Regions from separate parts of the Homo sapiens genome. Here region 1 is linked to region 2. The links are chromatin loops, found by intact Hi-C in ENCODE. Cell type or tissue: ascending aorta. All regions are shown on one strand. Each heading gives the region's core, and the rest is flanking DNA. Links, peaks and the distances in the headings are about the cores only.

Region 1 (9,752 bases), core at 734-8,733, 100 kb before region 2:
TTTTGCTTTATTCCACAGGTTTTGGTATGTTGTGTTTCTATTTTCATTTGTTTCAGGAATTTTTAAATTTTATTCTTTTTTTTTTTTTTGAGATGGAGTCTCGCACTGTCACCCAGGCTGGAATGCAGTGGCGTGATCTTGGCTTACTTCAAGCTCTGCCTCCTGGGTTTACGCCATTCTCCTGCATCAGCCTCCTGAGTAGCTGGGACTATAGGCGCCTGCCACCATGCCCGGCTAATTTTTTGTATTTCTAGTAGAGTCGGAGTTTCACAATTGTTAGCCAAGGTGGTCTCAATCTCCTGACCTCATGATCTGCCCGCCTTGGCCTCCCAAAGTGCTAGGATTATAGGCATTTAAATTTTATTCTTAATTTTTTTCTTCTCCCATTGGTCATTCAGGAGCATGTTGTTTAATTTCCATATATTTGTGTAGTTTTAAATGTTCCTCTTATTAATGATTTCTACTTTTATTGCACTGTGGTCAGATAAGATACTTGATATGATTTGCATTAAAAAATTTTTTTTGAGACTTGTTTTGTGTCCTAACATATGGCCAGTCCTGGAGAATGTTCCATGTGCTGATGAAAATAATGTATATTTTGCAGCTGTTGGGTGAAATGTTCTGTAAATATCCGTTAGGTCCATTTGCTCTATGGTGTAGTTTTATAGTTTTGTTTTTTTGTAATGGTGGTTATTATCTTTTCATGTCCAGATGTGAGACTGCCTTGAGCATTTCTCGTAAGGTCAGTCTGGTGGTGATGAATTCCCCTAGTTTTTGCTTGTCTGTGAAAGATTTTCTCTTTCATTTTTGAAGAATAGCTTTGCTGGATATAATATTCTTGGCTGTCAGTTGTTTTTTTTTTTTTTCTATCAGTACTTTGAATATATAATCTAATTCTCTCCTGGCCAGTAAGGTTTCTGCTGAGAAATCCACTGTTAGTCTAATGGAGAGTCCCTTATATGTGATTTGATGTTTTTCTCTGGCTGTTTTTAGAATTCTTTCTGTCTTTGACTTTTGGCAATTTGACTATAATGTCCTTTGAAGAGAATCTGTTTGGGTTGAATCCATTTGGAGTTCGTTGAGCTTCCTGCATCTAGATGTCCATATCTCTCTCAAGACTTGGGAATTTTATAGTTACTATTTCATTAAATATGTTTTCTATATCTGTTCCCTTCTCTTCTCCTTCTGGAACACTAAATCGAATGTGAGTATTTGTTTGCTTAATAATGTCCCATAAATCCTGTAGGCTTCCTTCATTCTTTTTTATTCTTTATCCTTTTAGTGTCATTTCAAAAGATCTGTATTCAAGTCCAGAAATTCTTTCTTCTGCTTGGTCTGGTCTGTGGTTTGAGCTCTCAGTTGTATTTTAAAATTTCATTTATCGAATTCTTCAGCTTTAGGATTTCTGTTTTCTTTTTATATCTATCTCTTTGTTGGAGTTCTCAGTCAAATAATACATTGTTTTCCTGATTTCACTGAATAGTCTATCTGTATTCTCTTGTATCTCACTTAGTTTCCTTAAGATTATTATTTTGAATTCCTTTTCTGTCATTTTGTTTATTTCCTTATGATTGGGTCTGCTACAGAAGAATTATTGTGTTTCTTTGGAAGCATGATATTTCTTCGCTTTTTTATGTTTGATGTGTTTTAAAGTTGATTTCTATACATCTGGTGGAATAGTCGCTTCTTCCAATTTTATGGAGTAGGTTTCACAGGGAAAGACTTATTCATATATATGGGTCTTGGGTGTTGGTTGGAGTGTGTTGTCTTTGGTTCTAGGTGGACACAGTTGTGTAGTCTCTGTGTAGTTTCTTCAGCTGCAATCCACACTAGCAATGCTTGTGAGTGTCTCAGTGGCCTAGGCTGAGAGAGTTTGTGATGGTGGTGGTGTGGCTTTGTTGGGGGTGGGCTCACTGGGTCACTGGGCTGTTTCTCAGGTTAGGGGCACATGTGTGCACACAGCAGGTCAGCCAACTTGGGGTCTGGCTTGTTGGGGTTGGGACCATGGGGTTATTACACTGGCAGGGGGCATGGGCATGCGGTTTCTAGGTAAGCCTGAGAGTATGTCTGCCAGGGGAAGTCTCTAGAACTGTTTCTCAGGCCCAGGACATGGCTGTATAGCTTCTTGGTTAGCCTGGATGCATGTCTGTTGAGGCTGGCCCATGGGATATTTCTCTGGCCTGGGATGAGGGTGCACAGCTGCTCAGTCAACCTTGGGGTATGCCTGTGAGGCACAGCCCATGGGGCTGTTTCTGTGGCCTGGGACACAGGTGCACGGCTGCTCAGCTGGCCTGGGAACATGTCTTCTGGGCATGGACTGTATGGTTGTTTCTCAAGCCTGAGATGTGGGCATGAGGCCTTTGGGCAGGCTAGGGATGTGTCCAAGGCGGGCAGGTGGATGCCACTGGGCTGTTTCTCAGGCCCTGAGCACAAGCATGAAACTACACCACTGGCTTTGGGGGCATATCAGCTTCTTGGTAACTCAGGGACTTCTCCCACTCAGGGGAGGACACACAGTAGTTCGGCTAGCTCAAGTGTGGGTTTGTCCTGGGTGGGACTGGCAGACTGTTCCTCTAGCTGGAAGTGTATGTGTATGGGTTTGTTCCCTGGTGTGTAGGACCAGAGTCTCAGCTGATGATCGGCTCAGGCTGGGGTTGTGGCGTTCAGCCACCCATGTGGGCTTGATGCAATGAAGATGGAGCCCCAGTGTTGGACAGGTACAGTAGCTACTGGCCCTCAGGGAAGGCACACTCCAGAGGTGGCTCTGGTCTCAACATGGCACCATGTTGCTATAGCTTGGCTCACAGCGGCTGGATGGGGTATGGAGAGTGCACACCTTGTGCTCCTAATCCAGAACACTGTAGCTGTGTGAATTCCTGGCAGCTCTCCAAAATGGGCTCAGGGCTTGTGAGGACTGTGTGTTTCTCCTGTTGTAAGAACTGTAAGTGTTTTCAGTGGCAACGGGTGCTGGTGGCATTCTTCTGCTTACCATTTCCCTGCAAGGAGAACTACCTCCTGTCTCCAGGCCAACTTGTTCTGGTGAAAGAGATGGGGCTGCATGGAGGTGCCTCCACTCCCACTGCACTCCAGTGCTGTCTCTTCTACACTCCAGTCATACCTTAGCTGTTTATTCATTGCCTTGGTCCTTTTTCTTGGCAGAGATGATTGCCAACTGTCTCTATTCAGCCATCTTGCTGATGTCATTCTGATTTTTTTAATGAAGAGCTCCTGCAAATCTGTGAAAAATATATAAACAGATCAGTATAAAAATGGCATATAATACAAATGAACTAGTCACAAAAGAAAAAATATTAATAAATAGTATATACAATAGAGTCTTTAAGAAACAAAAAGTGAAAGTGAAAGCAATGAGATATTATTTCCATTTTTACTTTTTGGTATCAAACTGACAAGTTATCATTTAAAAATTACAATATCCAGCCATGATGGGGATGTTGGCAAAACAGGCACTTTAATACATAGTTGAGGGAGGGTTAGCTGCTGCATCATTTCCTGATGATACTATGACTAAAGCCTTAAATTATGCCTTATGGAACTCATCCTAAAGAAATTAGCAGAGTTATGGCCAAATATATACGCAAAAGGATGTTCATCATAGAATTTTTATAATAATGACACCACCTAACATATTGATATAGTGGATTTGTTAAGTAAGTTATGGTCCACCCATGTGATGGACTACTATATAGCCAGTAAAAATCAAATGTACCACCTTAGAAAAATGTTTACAAAATAATTTACTAAGTGACAAAGTTATATATAAAATAAAATAAAATATAGAGTATGTCATCAGTTTTGTAAAAAAATATGCATATATGTATAACAGTATATCTGCATATATGGGCAAAGAAAAAAGACTAGAAGGACATACGATGTTAACGTATTAGTCTGTTCTCACATTACTGTAAGGAAATACCTAAGACTGGGTAATTTATAAAGAAAAGAGGTTTAATTGGCTCATGATTCTGCAGGCTGTACAGGAAGCTTGGTGGCTTCCGTTTCTGGGGAGGCCTCAGGAAGTTTCCAATCATGGCAGAAGGCGAAAGGGGAACAAGGTACTTCACATGGCCCGAGAAGGAGGAAGAGAGATGGGGGAGGTGCCACACACTTCAACAACCAGATCTCATGAGGACTCACTATCACAAGAACAGCACCAAGGGGATGGTACTAAACCATTTATGAGAGAACCACTCCATGATCAAATCACCTCCCACCAGGCCCACTTCCAGCAAAGGAGATTATATTTCAACATGAGATTTGGATGGGGTCACAGATCCAAACCGTATCCGTTAATAATAGTTACCTCTGAGTGTGGATTATAGTGTTTTCCAAATTTTCTGCACGACATTTATCAGTTTTGTAATTTGAAAAGGAAAACAAATATGAAAAGAAAAAATATGAGGAAGATATGAAGGAAATCTTGGGACTCCATGACTCGGTTGACCTCTATTCTCAGGTTTTGGGTTTCAAGTTTACATACAAATTTAGAAAAATAGAATAGCAAGTATGTAGTACGGCCTGATATTGTGGCAGCACCTTATACTATAACAAATAGATGTTTAAAGCCTGTGAGGTTCTAGGCCACTCTTCTGAAAAGTTGTTTTTCAATATGATACATTTTTACTACTAAGAAATTCATTTTGGTGTCACTTGGGTCACTAGTTACCCATGAAAATTGATATTAGTGTAGATTTTTATGTCACATAGCCAGAAGGAAAACACTGAGAATAAGTGCTGCTCTTTCCCCAGTCAATTCATCCTTGTGCAAGATAAGCCCCCAAAAAGAGGATTTAAGGGCCTCTCATCCTTAGTCCCATGAGGTCTCTATCTCCATTCCCTTCTTCACTTTTGGTGACAATTCAAGGCTAGCCTAGCAAGCCCACACTTTCTCACCAAATAAAGACACACTCATTACCAGGGGGTGGGTCTGGCAGCTGGAGCTGTTTTATCAATAGTCTATTTGAGTCTCTGAAAAACAATTTAAGCTGGTCACAGTATTTCATCAAAACTGTTCAATACCGGTGACTGGTGGCCTCAGCGGATGGTATATCCATAATTCATAATGCCGTCTAAATTGGAGAGAGGAGACACTGTAATCTCAGAATCCTTTTTAAGGGAGAGGAGGAATCTTAGAACATGCTTAAAACAAGTACAGTTGAAGCCTTTGTTACAGATGGGTTTTTATCTTTCTAGGAGATGGAAAAGGCTAAGTCAGTGACAACAAAGCTAAATATTTCTCCTTATAATACAAAGGAGAACAATGCATGGTTACTACTGACTAATTTATTTTACTCAATGGAATAAACCAGAAAGACTAACATTGTTTTAATTTATGCATCCAGTGAGAGCCAGGATATTGATATGTAAAAGCACTTAAACATACACTGTTATGGGCCAGGGCTGTCAAGAGCTGTTTTGAATCAGAAAGAGCTGGAAATATTCATGTAGAAAGAGAGCTACCCAACAACCCAGCTCTATAAATAGTCCTGAGTGAGCCTGGCTTGTGGCTTGGGTTGGCCTGAGTCCCAAACTCCTCCCTGGGGACTAAACCCAGGAGGAATGAGACAGAAATGAAACTTGGGCATTTGTCTAGCTGCTTCCCTGGTCACCATAGATTTCTCAGGAAAAGCCTATTTGCTGTCTGTAAATATTTCCTCTCCCTTCTTCTTCCTGGCCTTCCTAAAAACAAAGCAAAGCAAAACACATAAATAAAATTCCAAAACACAAAAACAAATAAAGCAAATCTTTCCCAGTTACTCTTGGCGTTAGTTACTAAGCACTGGAGATTTACAGCCTACTTATTGGTAATCTTTAAATTCATGTTTCAGGAATCCCTGAAAAGTGATTTGGGTAAAAGAATGCAGTGAGGAAACTGTAAGAATGATCCTATGTTTCTCAGTTTTCTTTCCGCTGGCACTACTTTATTTAACCCTCACAGTGCTCTGTGGAAGGTATTATTAGATTGGTGCAAAAGTATTTGCGGTTTTGACATGAAAAGTAATGGCAAAAACCGCAATTACTTTTGCACTAACCTAATAGGATGCTTATGTGATGGGTGAGGGAAGTGAAGCTCAGAAAAGTGCAATGCCTATAAAAGGTGGACCATTCCATCATCCCACCCAGTTGAGTGGTCCTCCCACTACACCAGTGGTCAGTCAGTTACAGGCAGCTGCTGACCTCCCTCAACTCCTACTACCCATAGCCTCCACTCATGCGATATACATGCCAAAAAGTTTCCTGAAAAGTTGTTGTACTAAGTTCCCCTAGATCACTGTAGTTTTCAAACCTTTTTCCTTCATTATGACCTGCTTCACATACTGGTGAACAGATGGCCCCGTGGGTCAGTGTGAGGCGCTTGTGAAATCTAGGCCATCGGTTTCACCATCAACATACATTAGCTAGTCTTTATGTTGAAGGAGATCAGGATATGCCACCTCAAAACGCACCTCTTTAGCTTAAGGATTATTTTGAGCTGAAGGCAGTTAAAGATCAACATATACAGGAAGAGGTCTCTGCTCTCCCTTTATCTGTCTAAAAGCAGGGCATGAGTTTCCCCTGGTGAAGGTGGTATAAGTTCCCCTCTCCTAAACCAGGATGAGGAACACGACTGTTATCGCTGGTGATGGAGAGCCGGCACCAAGTCTGCATAAACAAACCTTACTAAAATAACCCTTATTTTTCATTAGTTCTCTCATGTATTTCCTAGTCACTTTCAGTTAATTTATTTTTCCTGAGGCCCAAACCCTCTTTCCTTCGTTAAGAAGGATATATAGGCCGGGCGCAGTGGCTCAAGCCTGTAATCCCAGCACTTTGGGAGGCTGAGGCGGGCAGATCACGAGGTCAGGAGATCGAGACCATCCTGGCTAATACGGTGAAACCCCGTCTCTACTAAAAATACAAAAAATTAGCCAGGCATGGTGGCAGGCGCCTATAGTCCCACCTACTCGGGAGGCTGAGGCAGGAGAATGGCGTGAACCCAGGAGGCGGAGCTTGCAGCGAGCCGAGATCTCGCCACTGCACTCCAGCCTGGGTGACAGAGCAAGACTCCGTCTCAAAAAAAAAAAAAAAGAAGGATATATAAGCTCCCTAGTCTAACCACTTCTTTGAGTTTCACTTCTTTTCTGTGAATTCCCAGGAATGTAAAATTTTAAAAAGTTAATACATTTATATTTCTTTTCTACTATTAGTTTGTCTTGTGTCAGTCAAATTCACAAGCCCCCACTGACTAAACCCAACAGAGTAGAGGAAAAGTTCCTCCTCTTCAACAACATGTAGTTTTATACACTTACAACTTAATCTCAACAGCTGGGTCACAATGGGCAGAGAGAACAGTACAGTCATGCTTTGCATAACAAAGTTTTGGTCAACAATAGACGACATATATGATGATGGTCCCATAAGATTATAATACCATATGTTTATGGTACCTTTTTATGTTTAGATCTGTGTAGATACACAAATACTTACCATTGTCTTATAATTGCCTAGTATAGTGCAATAATGTGCTGTACAAGTTTGTAGCCTAGGAGCAGTAGGCTGTAGCATATAGCCTAGGTGTGTAGTAGGCTATACTCCCTAGGTTTGTGTAAGTACACTCTGATGTTTGCACAATGACAAAATCACCGAATAATGCAAGAGACTCATGACTGTACTAGGATTCAGGGACTATGTTAAGCACTTAAAGCTCTTATAATACTTTTAACATCCCTATGAGGTAGCTACTATAGTATTAGGTCGGTGCAAAAGTGAGTGCAGTTTTGCCACTACTTTTAATACCTCCGTTTTATAAATAAGAAAACTGGGGCCTGGAGAGGTTACATAACTTGCCCAATGTCCCACAGCTTATAAGAGGCAGAGGCAGGATTCCCAGCCAGGCAGTCTGACTCCAGAGGGTATGCTCTTCACTACTGTATTACAATGCCTCCAATCCACGTGGATGGACTCATTCCTTACCCTGGCCTGCTCTTAGGTAGAGCTGTTCCTAAACAGAGTAGAGACCTGGGCCAGTGTTGGCTTTCTGCCCTTCACTTTCAGCCCCCTCTTTCTCCCATCTGCCCACCCTCTCCTCTCTTCTTTTTCTGGTTCTTCCCTATTCCTTGCAACAACATTGCTCATCCCTGTGCCTTCCTTGACCTAGGTTTCTGTTCTGTTTAGGGACTGCACAGTCTAGAGCACAATTGACCAATGGTTCCCAAGCCTGGGTGATCATCATATTTTTAGAGGAACTTCAAAAACATGCATACTCCTAGGCCTGTAACTTCTGGTGCATTGTCAGCTGTCCAGGTAATGGTGTTCACTCAGCTTGGGAAAAAATACCATGATACACAATGGTCAGAGTTCTGGCTGTGATGGTAGTGAAAACGCCTTTAAGAACCTGGCTGAACACAATATAGTTCATCTGGTTCCCTAAAGATAACAATTCTCTGGGAGGCCGAGGTGGGCAGATCATGAGGTCAGGAGTTTGAGACCAGCCTGACCAGCACGGTGAAACCCCATCTCCACTAAAAATACAAAAATTAGCCAGGCATGGTGGCACGTGCCTGTAATCCCAGCTACTCAGGAGGCTGGGGCAGGAGAATCACTTGAACCCGGGAAGGGGAGGTTGCAGTGAGCCAAGATTGTGCCACTGCACTCCAGCCTGGGAGACAGAGCGAGACTCTGTCTCAAAAAAAAAAAAACATAAAAATTCTCCTGTAGCCCTGGTCTCTTGTTTATAGAGAATAGCTGTGTTTCTGCTTCCATGTGTTCCAAAGGGCCAATATTAGTGCTGTGACACCTGGAAAACATCCTACTGTCTTAGGATGAGTGTTTGAAATGTGAAACACTCTTGGGCTGTGAATCCTTCCATGATATGTTAGTCCGTGGAAGGAGAATTGGAACTGGTGATGGTACTTAGTGGAGAGCTACTGCTAATGATGCAGCGCTGTTAGATATTGTAAACATTTAATTAGCTAGTCCTCCAGAGACCTCTCTAGAAATAGGTAATTAAACAAACAATTTAAATGCATTTTAAAGATCAGAGTCATTTCAGGATGAATAAGTTCTGAAAACCTATTGTACAGCATGGTGACTATAGTTAATATAATGTATATTTAAAAATTGCTAAATTTTAATAACAATTATAATGCATTATATATTTGAATTCTTTTTGCACCACAAAAAATAAGTATGTGACATGATTGGTACATTAATTGGCTCAATTTAATAATTTCACAATATATGCATATATCAAAATATTACATTGTGCACTGTAAATATATACAATTTTTATGAGTCAATTAAAAAAAACAGAGTCATTAAAGGCAATGTTTTCCCCTTTGAATCTAACTTTAAAATAAGGAAGTTCATAAATGCATCCTGTGTTTTGAAATAATGAATCTGTCATCAACATCAGATTAGCTGCTACTTCTGATAAAGTTAATTCTGCTGATTTCTGGAAGACTTTTTTAGAGACAAATAGTTTCTCTGAGGTTCCTTTAAGTTCTCGTTACTCAAAGCTTGGATGTTATGTTAAATTTTTCCACTTTGATCCATCCAGGCCATGGATTGTAGGCCGCAAGGAACAGAAACTGTTTATTCACAAGACAAGTGTGTCCTTGGTACTTCATGAATCTCAAAAGAGGATTAACTGGGGTGATGGTGGTAGTATAAATGTCATGTGTAAGTTCTCCATTTTAACTGTGACACTTCACAACACAACTGAAACAATCTGAATATGTAAAGAAGTTGGA
Region 2 (9,752 bases), core at 885-8,884:
ATATAATGGACTTTGAGGACTTGCGGGGAAGGATGGTAGGGGGATGAGTGTACAGTGTACACTGTTTAGGTGATGGGTGCACCACAATCTCGATCAGAAATCACCACTAAAGAACTTATTTATGTAGCCAAAAACCATCTTTTTCCCCCAAACTATTGAAATAAAAATATATATTGCCAATATCTTCCCCCATGCTGTGACTTTTCACTGTTCTAACGGTGCTTTGATAAATAAAGTTTAATTTTAAAGAAAAAAAAAGAAGCTGGCCAAAACCTGCCAAAACCAAGATGACCACAAAAGCGACCTCTGGTCATCCTCAGTGCTCATTATACGCTAATTATATTGCATTAGCATGTGAAAAGACACTCCCACCAGGGCCATGACAGTTTACAAATGCCATCGCAATGTCTGGAAGTTACCTTATGTGATCTAAAAAGGGAAGGAACCCTCAGTTCTGGGAATTGCCTGCCCCTTTCCTGGAAATCTCTTGAATAATCCACCTCTTGTTTAGCATATGATCAAGAAATAAGCATAAAAATAGCCAACCAGCAGCCCTTGGGGTGGCTCTGTTCTTTCAGTAGCCATTCTTTTATTCCCTTACTTTCTTAATGAACTTGTTTTCACTTTACTCTGTGGACTTGCCCCAAATTCTTTCTTGCATGAGATCCAAGGACCTTCTCATGGGGTCTGGATTGGAACCCCTTTCCAGTAACAAACCCACTAAATGTTAAGACAGCTTGTTATGCAGCAATGGTTCAATATTATTTTTATTAATCTCCAAAAAGAAATTCTCCTTCTCCTTATATCATCTCTTAAGCCTCATCATCAACACCAAGAAGAAAACCAGACATAGTAGGAAATGTTGCAGCTTCTTGCCAGATCTCCTGTGATTCTTCTGTATATCTGGAGAAGATGATCAAACACCACTACCGGTTGAGGATGTGATATATGGAGATTCGGGAATCTGAGGGTTTATCTGGGGACATAGTTCAACCGATCTCTTTTGGGAGCAGGTTAATTCCAGGGCCTGACAGGCTTCTTGAAACTTGTGAACAAGGTTCTCCAACAGCACTTACTCCAGTGTTATTTTTCCCTTCCCTTCTTCCTTGCTTTCTGCCGTGAGTGTGAGACATGTGTGGGAAGGAAAAACAACGTTCTCCTCCATTCTACGTGAGTTTTTAGCTGGGACTCCCTCTAATAAAAGACAGATTAACAAGAGAAAAGCAAACAAATGTTTAATAACACACACACCTCCTGTAGATCTCAAATTAGACTTTAGGCTTAAATATTTTGTTTCTCTGAAACAAAAAAAGGAGTGTATAGGAAAAGGCCCTATTAAGATGCAATGGCCAGGAAAAGCACCATAAACCAAGGGTAAGATTTTCTATGCAGATTTAAGTGGATGCCTTCTCCACTGATGAAGAGTTTCTGATAATTTAGTAATCTTTCTCCTCCTGGTGCAGAGAGGGAGGCACCCTTAAAAATGGGAATTTCTTTTGTAAATGTAAATTTCTCTTACAAAAAGACAACTTTTCAGAGCTACTGCTGTATCTGCAGTTTGTCAAAAGAACCACTTCAAATAATCCTTATGCCAAAGAAGCATATTTGAGGGTGGCACATTCTGGTCATATTTTGGGGTGGCATGTCCTGAATCCCATCACATAAAAGGCCTTTTTTCCTCTTGAGTTTATTCACTCCTTCATACCTTATTTATGGCTTTGAAGAATGTAAGGTGAGGATAGAGTCTGATGGTGAATTGAAGAAGATTTTTGCCCTTCTTAGGAAAGCAAATGGAGTTGTTATATCCATAATTGTGCATACATGCTATGTCTGTGTGTCTGTCCATGTATGTGATAGAAGGAGTGGGAGAAGGAGTGCTACTGGGATTAGAAGTTAAAGAACTTCCCACTTTTCTTCCTGAGAACAGTAGTTGTTCAGATCCCTTTTATGTAGCCCCATTGGAAAGGTACCCAGTGTGACCACTCAGAGCCACAGATGACTAAACCCAACAATATGTCTTCTTCTTCTTTTTTTTTTTTTTTGAGACAGAGTCTTGCTCTGTTGCCCAGGCTACAGTGCAGTGGTGCAATCTTGGCTCACTGCAACCTCCACCTCCCAGGTTCAAGCAGTTCTCTGCCTCAGCCTTCTGAGTAGCTGGGATTATAGGTGCCCACCACCATGCCTGGCTAATTTTTGTATTTTTAGTAGAGACGGAGTTTCATCATCTTGGCCAGGCTAGTCTTGAACTCCTGACCTCGTGATCCACCTGCCTCGGCCTCCCAAAGTGCTGGGATTACAGGCGTGAGCCACCGAGCCCAGCCCAACAAGATATCTTCTTGAGGGGTGAGTAAGCAGGGCTTGTAAACCAAAAATTATCTAACACAGGTCTCAATCAATTTAGAAGTGTATTTTGCCAAGAGTAAGGACATGCCCAGAAGAAGAGAACACAGAAATCACAGAAACAGTCTGTGGTCTGTGCCTGTCTCCAAAGATGAATTTGGGGGCTTCAATATTAAAAGCAGAAAACTAGACTGGAGGGGAAAGAGGGAGGGTATGCTAATCCACATGTTGTAAGACAAAGGAGAAGGTAGGGGAACAGTCAACTATGTATTCATCTCATGCTCAGTAAATTGGCACCTTATATAAGGTAAGGTGAACATAGAGTTATCACCTGTGGAGATATTTAACCTTTAACTGTAGCTCTCTGCTTAGGAACAAAAGGAAAGGCAGTTTCTTGCATGACTCGGCTTTCAGCTTAATGTTTTTTTCTTTTGGCAAAGTGAATTGGGGTCCTGAGATAAGTAAGAAAGAACTCTATGTTTTATTCACAAGACAAACTAGCCCTTCTAGGTGTTTTACCAAAAGGATGAAATGGTAATGAGCTACTGGCTCCCTCCCTCTGGGAACTTCATAGGCTGGATGCTGAAGATGACCCCATCTCTCTTGGGGCAGGTGTCCAAATCTGGGAACCCAGGCTAGGGGAGGGGCAGACAGATACTTGCTGGTTTCTGGAAAAAGGACAGTATGTTAGATGCACAGCTTTCTCCAGGATCACATAGGAGACTTCTACAGTTCTGAAAGCTTCGTGTGCCCTGTCCTCTGCCTCCTCAACCTGTGTATCTTCCCCCTTCCTTTGGGGGAAAGAACCACAGGAAGAACTAAAGGAGAGCTCTGGGTTCTACTCTAGAGTGTGCTCAAGAGAAACAAGTAGGAAGTGGACTTGATACTTAGTATTCCCCAGTGACCTTAGCATTGGAACCCCACTTTTGGAAATGCCTGGGAGAAAATGTTAGAGTAGCTGAAGGATGCTTTTAGTCTTCAACAGAAAGCAGCTGTGTGTTTCTCAGTGCCCTTCTGGGTCCAGTTGTTACAAAGACTCAGCCTAGCACCTTTACTTCTGCAAAGTGGTGTTTGAGTCATTTGTCATCAGATGCACTTAAGGTAGGAGCTGTTTCCTGGCCTCCTCTTCTTAGCTCTTCCTGTACAAAAAAAAAAATTGGCATGTTTCCTAATGATGTTATTAAAGAATGATTTCAAGCATGACACTGGCTATCACTTACATAAGTTATGAAAGTCAAGAATCTGGCCCATGAAAGGTATCCAGCAAGGCTGTTACTGAAAGTGGTACAATTCAGTGTTTTAGAAGGTGGCTAAATGATCTGTGAGCTGAATGGGGCAGTGTGGTGGGAAGGAGGGGCCTCTGTTATGTCACTAGGGGAGGAAGAATGTGCCAAGGGAGGCTGCCATGGAGGGGACTGAACTGTGACTCATGCCAATGCTGGTGGGCTTGTTGGCAGAGAAGGGAGATGCCCCTGTCCTCTGAATGCTGGATGCTTTCCAGTGTCCGACCCTCTTTGCTGGGTCACAGTGATTTCATTTTTTTTTGGCTTTTTATAGTTGGCTGTGAAAATAGCCTTTCACCTTCAATGAATCACATTTAAAGCAGACAGGGAGTATAGGAGAGTAATGAGATTAATTGGCCTCCTTTTGGACTTCCTGGTAAGTCCAAGGGGCAAATTTGTGATGTGTCACCAGCAGCAACACTTTGTTGATCTTTGGACAGAAATGACAAAGCAAATACCTTTGAGGAAGGCAAAAGGGAAGCAAGTTGAGGAGATCCCTTTTCACTCCACTAGCTGGCTGCTAATCTCGGCACGCAGGTCAGATTGAACTGGAGCTGGGACATGGTCTGAGGATGCTTGGCTTAACCTCTGTTGGCAGAGGCCTGCCATGCTTGGCTGCCGCAGGAGGCCAGACTTTTCCAGAGAGTGAGGCTGGACTCAAGCATGATGGGAGGCTCCTTATCTGCCCCCACCAGGGTCTTGGGGCAAAGCCAAGCTGCTTACACCATGTGACTGGGAATGGCAGTGACTCAGAGGGAGCAAGCTAGAAGGGAGGAAGTGCTGGTGTCCTCAGCCATTGTTAGGGAAGAACGGAGGAGCCCAAGAGGAAGGCTCCAGCGCTGAGAGGACCACAGGCCTGAGGCAGTTGCCTAGCAACGGTACCCAAGCGCCTCCCTCCACCAGCCTGTCAGCAGCGTGAGGCCTCTTACCAGCTCCTACCCTCCAGTTCCTTCCTTCAAAGCCGCCCTCTATATGCCTTTTCACCAAATTCCACCTGAACAGAAATGATCCTGGGGGTGTGGGTCAGGGGGAGCCTCCAGACCACGGAATGTCTTAGAGAGCTGTGCTTTGTGTTGCTAACTGTAGTTAGGAACTCAGATGCCAGAGCCAGACCTGCATGCAAATTCCAGGGCCAACACTTGTTAGCTCTGTCATCTGGGGCAAGTTTCTTAACCTCCCAATGCTTGATTTTCTCCATCCATAAACGATAGAGAAAGATAGTACCTATCTCAATTGGGGCAATTTGAGGCTTAGTGTGGATGGAAGGATGGACGGATGGATGGATGGATGAGTAAATAGATAGACAGAAATAGAATCAATTAAAATAGTGCCTGGCACATAGAACGTCTACGTATGCGTTCATTACTAGTAGTCCTGGAGGACAGTTGGACACAAGCACTTGCTCCCAGGTGGGGCAGAGGAGCTGGGGAGGGAGCCCCAATCTCCAGTTTCATGATGGCGTGTGGTACTGGAATATCTGCTTCCAGGCCACTGTTCTAACAGTGGCTTGCTGTGGGCTCTTGGGCAAGCAGCAATTTTCCCCTTGGAGGATGGACTGAAAGGGTCTGGATTTCCTCAACTTCTCCTTGCCTTGTAGCATCCTGGATGTGACTGAGCTGAGTCACCTCTGTCTCCGCAGCTATGGGGGGATTAGAAAATGTGACAATAGGAGGGGGTTCCAGCTGAGCCCCAGAGGGAAGGTTTGGGTGAGCAATGGGTGAATAGTCTCAGATGGGGGGTGTTTAGTCCAGACCTGGGAAGGGGCAGGCAGCCAGGCTCATACTGGTATCATCTTATATTTATTTTTGTAGTTGCTCTAGGTGTTATGTATCCATTATATATACCTACCTAACTTCTCACATTCTATTTAAATTTCGCATTTTACCACTTCGAGTAGAATGTAGAAATCTTAAACCATGTATGTTCCACACCCTCCTCCTCCCTTTATGTTATAATTGCCATATATATTACACCTATATGCATTGAAAACTCTCCCTTCCAACAATGTTTTAATTTTGGCTTCCAATAGTCATACATATTTCTAGAGGACAAAATGGTTTATTATATTTACACAGATGTTTACAATTTCTGTTGCTCTTTCTTCATTCCTGAAGTTCTGATTCTCCCTCTGGGGTAATTTCCCTTCAATCTGAAGAACTTCCTGTAACTTTCTTTTTAAGTAATTTTTTTTTTTTTAGACAGAATCTTGCTCTGTTGCCCAGGCTGGGTAGAGCGGTGTGATCTCAGCTCACTGCAGCCTCTGCCTCCCAGTTCAGGTGATTTTCCCACCTCAGCCTCCCAAGTAGCTGGGACTACAGGTGTGCACCTCCACGACCAGCTAATTTTTGTATTTTTAATAGAGACAGGGTTTCGCCATGTTGGCCAGGCTGGTCTCGAACTGCTGGCTTCAAGTGATCCACCCGCCTCGGCCTCCGAAAGTGTCGGGATTGCAGGCATAAGCCACTGCACCTGGCCTAAAGTAGGTTTATTGGTAATGAAATTTGTTAGTTTTCTTCCGTCTGAGAACGTCTTGATTTCATGGGATACAGAATTATGCGTTGACAGTTCTTTTCTTTCTAGCTTGAAAAAAAATACACGGTCAATTAAATTGTTAATCTATATGCAATGTGTCATTTTCTCTGGCTGGTTTTGATATTTCTTCAGCCTTTGGTTTTCACAGTTTTCTTCTGATGGTTTTATTTGCATTTGTCTTGTTTGTGGTTCCCTGAGCTTCTTATTATCGGCAAATTTATGTCTTTCACTGAATTTGGGAAATTTCTGTAATTATTTCTTCAAATATATTTTTTTTTCTGCACCAATTTGTGTCTCCTCTTTTTTAGGGACTCCAGTCACATGCATGTTAAACTTTTCATATTGTCCCACCCCACAGGTCCTGAGTCTCTGGTCATTTCTTCAACCTACTTTCTCCCTGTCCTTCAGATTGTATCGTTTCTAATTAGTTTCAGTTAATGGACTCTTTTTTCGGTCATGTCGACTTTTTTGAAGACGGACTCCAACTTTGAGTCTATCTGGTGAATTTTTTATTTCAGATATTGTATTTCTTATTCTAAAATTCCATTTGGTTCTCTTGTTATGATTTCTGTTTCTCTTCTGAGAACTTTCCATTCAATTCAAGAGTGCTCCCTTTCTCCTCATGAAGAATGGTCATAATAGATGTTTCAAGGTCTTTATCGGTAATTCCAATATCTGGGTCATCTCGAAGTTGTCACTGGTTGATTGACTCGAGAATTAGATTTTTCTGGTTCTTGGCAGGTTGACTATTTTCGATGATATCCAAGACAGTTTATATTGTGTTGTGAGACTCTGGGCCCTGTTATACTTTGTTGTGAATCTCTGGGCCCTGAGATTCTCCTCTGGATAATGTAGAGGTTGTGTTTTGGCAGGAAATTACACCAGTCAGGCTTAGACTGTGAGTTCTGTCTCACCTTCTGTTGGTGGGTGGTACCAATGTCCATACAGTTTTGAAAGCTGTGCTTTTGGGGGAAGCCATTGAGGCTTAGTTCTCAGAGCCTTTGCTATACTTCTTGGGGTGTGTTCTACATATGCACAATTGTCTGTGAGCTCAGGATTTGTGACAGCTTACAAAAAATGGGGGATCTCCTATTTCTGCTCTCTCCTCCGAATGATTTTTCTCACACTTTCCAGCATCTGGAGTCTCCTTTTTGGAGTCCTCTCACTAGAAAGATGGAGTTTGCCTCTGAATTATATTCATTGAAGCAGGAAATAGGTGAGAGAGAAATAATAGGAAGTCCCCCTACACTTTGCACGACTGGGGCGCCTCTCCTCAGCTCCTATGTCTGGAGGGGTGACTCTTCTCTCAGAACTTCAGATGCCCACCACACCACCACATTTGGCAATTGTGCTACTATGGGGCAGGGACTGGCTTCCAGGAAGGGCTTTGAGAGAAAAAAGAGAAAACAAAACAAAACAAACCCTGGATTCTCCTTACAGTCTCCAGCTTACAGGGGCTGCTTTTCCTAATCCTCTGGCCAGAAAGACAGGCTTTCCTCAGGGTTGGGCTTTTCATGGCATGGCACATTTTCTTGATTTGGCTTGTCCTTGGGTCAAACCTAGTAGACAAAGGAAGGAAAAAGAAACCAGGAAACTCACCATGGCTGTCCTGGTAGTCCTTCAAGTTTTGATTTGCCTTCCTATTTCAACTATTATGATTTACTTTTATTTTTTAGAATCTTCAAGTGGCTGTATTTTCTATTTTGTTCAAGGTTTTATTGTAACCAGCAGGAGAGATAAAACTGTAGAAAGCATATTCCATCTTGCCTAGAACTGAGAGCCTCTAGTAAGAGCATTTTTTTAAAAAAACTTTTTATTTTGAAATAACTTTAGATTCACAAAATAGTTGCAAAGATAATACAGAGAGTTCATGTTATACCATTACCTAGCTTCCATTTATGCTAACATCTTATATAACCATGGTACATTAATCAAAATCAAGAAATTAACGTTGATACAAAACCATTAACTAAACTATAGACTTAATTTAGATTTCCTTAGTTTTCCCATTAATGTCCTTTTTCTGTCCCAGGTCCTGGTCTAGGGTACCGCATTATATCTAGTCATTGTGTCTTCTTAGTCTCCCCCAAATGATGACAGTTCCTCAGTCTTTCTTTGACTTTCATGACTTTGATACCTTTGAATAGTAGGAGTTAGATATTTTGTAGAATGTCCCCCAGTTTGGGTTGATCTGACATGTTCTCATTCATGGACTAAGGTTATGGATTTGGGGGAAGAATAGTGCCTTTCTCATCTCATCATATCAGTGGATAGTGGATATCAATGTGACTTAACATGGCGATGTTAACCTTGATCACTTTGTTAAGGTAATATTTGCCAGATTTCTCCATGGTAAAGTTACTATACGTCTCCTTCCACAAATAACTTGTTAAAAGTGAGTCTCTTTGTCTAGATCACACCCAAGAGCAGGAGAGTGAAGCACCACCTCCTAGAGAGCAGGGTATCAAAGAATTTGTTATATATTACAGCCACTAGAGTAATTAGTAAATTTTGAAAGAAATACTTTGAAGCTGTTTCCCTCTTAAAATTTCACCCACTTATTTGATCATTTATCTAGGGTTCCTGCCAGCAGCAGTTATTACTGAGGTGTTTTAATGATGATTTTCTATTTCATTCATTGCTTCTACGTTTACTTGTTGGAATTCTTCTGTAGAAAGATTTGTCCCTTGTCTCCCATTTATTTATTTATGTAATCATTTATATCAGAATAGACTCCCAGATATTTATTCTTTAGGGTTATAATCTAATATTATCACTATTTAGTTATGAAGCACAAATTGTTGTGTCTTTGGCTAGTGAGAGCTTCTTCAGTCTGGCTCCTTTATTCTTCTGCCATGCCTCCATCCGTTTTTCCTCCACCCTAGAACCGGCCATTGCTCCAAACAGCCTTGGGTCCTTTTATCAGAGAAAGATATTTAGAAACCAAAAATGGCCATTGGGCTTATGATATTTAGAAACCAAGAATGGTCCACCGGGCATGCTTGTGGCTATGAGACTGTCACTGTGTCCAGGCCCTCTCAGCGGGCAGAGCTAGGAGATACATATATGTATGCTAATCGATGTGTGGCCATAGCATTTGGCTCAGATCTTGCCTATAAGAGACATCCTGCAAGATGCCACCATCTATCTTGTTCTGTGGTTTTTTGTGGCCACAGCTTACATTCTCTACCACCCCGCAAGCTCTTGGAGAGCAGAGTTCATGCCTGAGGCACTGTTATACCCATGCTGGTGCCTAGCACATATGGAGAACTCAGTGTGAGTTCACAGATTGCATAAATGAGTTTTGGGGAATCACAGGCCTCATGATCGTCTTTTTCTTTCTTTCCTTTTATTTTCTGGTGGTAAGAGCCACAGGTGTTCATTTGAGGGAGATATTTAAAGTTATTAAAATAAAAAAGTTTTGCCATTTAAAGGGTGATCTCGCTCATGTAGAACAACTCAGTCCTTCACAATGCTGGAAGCATGAAGAGTTCCTGCATTGTTACCGAAACAGCTGCTGTTTGGGGAAATTTGATTGGCTGCTTGGCCGGGGACAAGCTGTGCTTCTGTTTGAAGTCCCCATATTTAGCTCTCCCA

The links. A loop is a pair of places that touch in the nucleus more often than their neighbours do. Peaks named below come from ENCODE experiments on the same cell type or tissue, not always from the same donor. Only the 100,000 strongest peaks of a DNase experiment are listed, where the experiment ranks them.
Region 1: it touches region 2 in a loop (3-fold over the local background); 5 of 110 quality-filtered maps call a loop at or near these places.

The regions. Positions count from the first base shown.
Region 1 is chr5:71,825,341-71,835,092 of GRCh38, forward strand. No RefSeq gene overlaps it. Among named protein-coding and RNA genes, the nearest start is that of CARTPT, 110 kb to the left of the region's middle. In ascending aorta, for the core only: no CTCF peak of the experiment used is centred there; a DNase peak (open chromatin) is centred at 5,541; H3K4me3 peaks cover 277 bases; H3K27ac peaks cover 3,998 bases.
Region 2 is chr5:71,928,777-71,938,528 of GRCh38, forward strand. No RefSeq gene overlaps it. Among named protein-coding and RNA genes, the nearest start is that of MAP1B, 170 kb to the right of the region's middle. In ascending aorta, for the core only: a CTCF peak has its summit at 4,190; DNase peaks (open chromatin) are centred at 3,755 and 4,325; H3K27ac peaks cover 5,251 bases.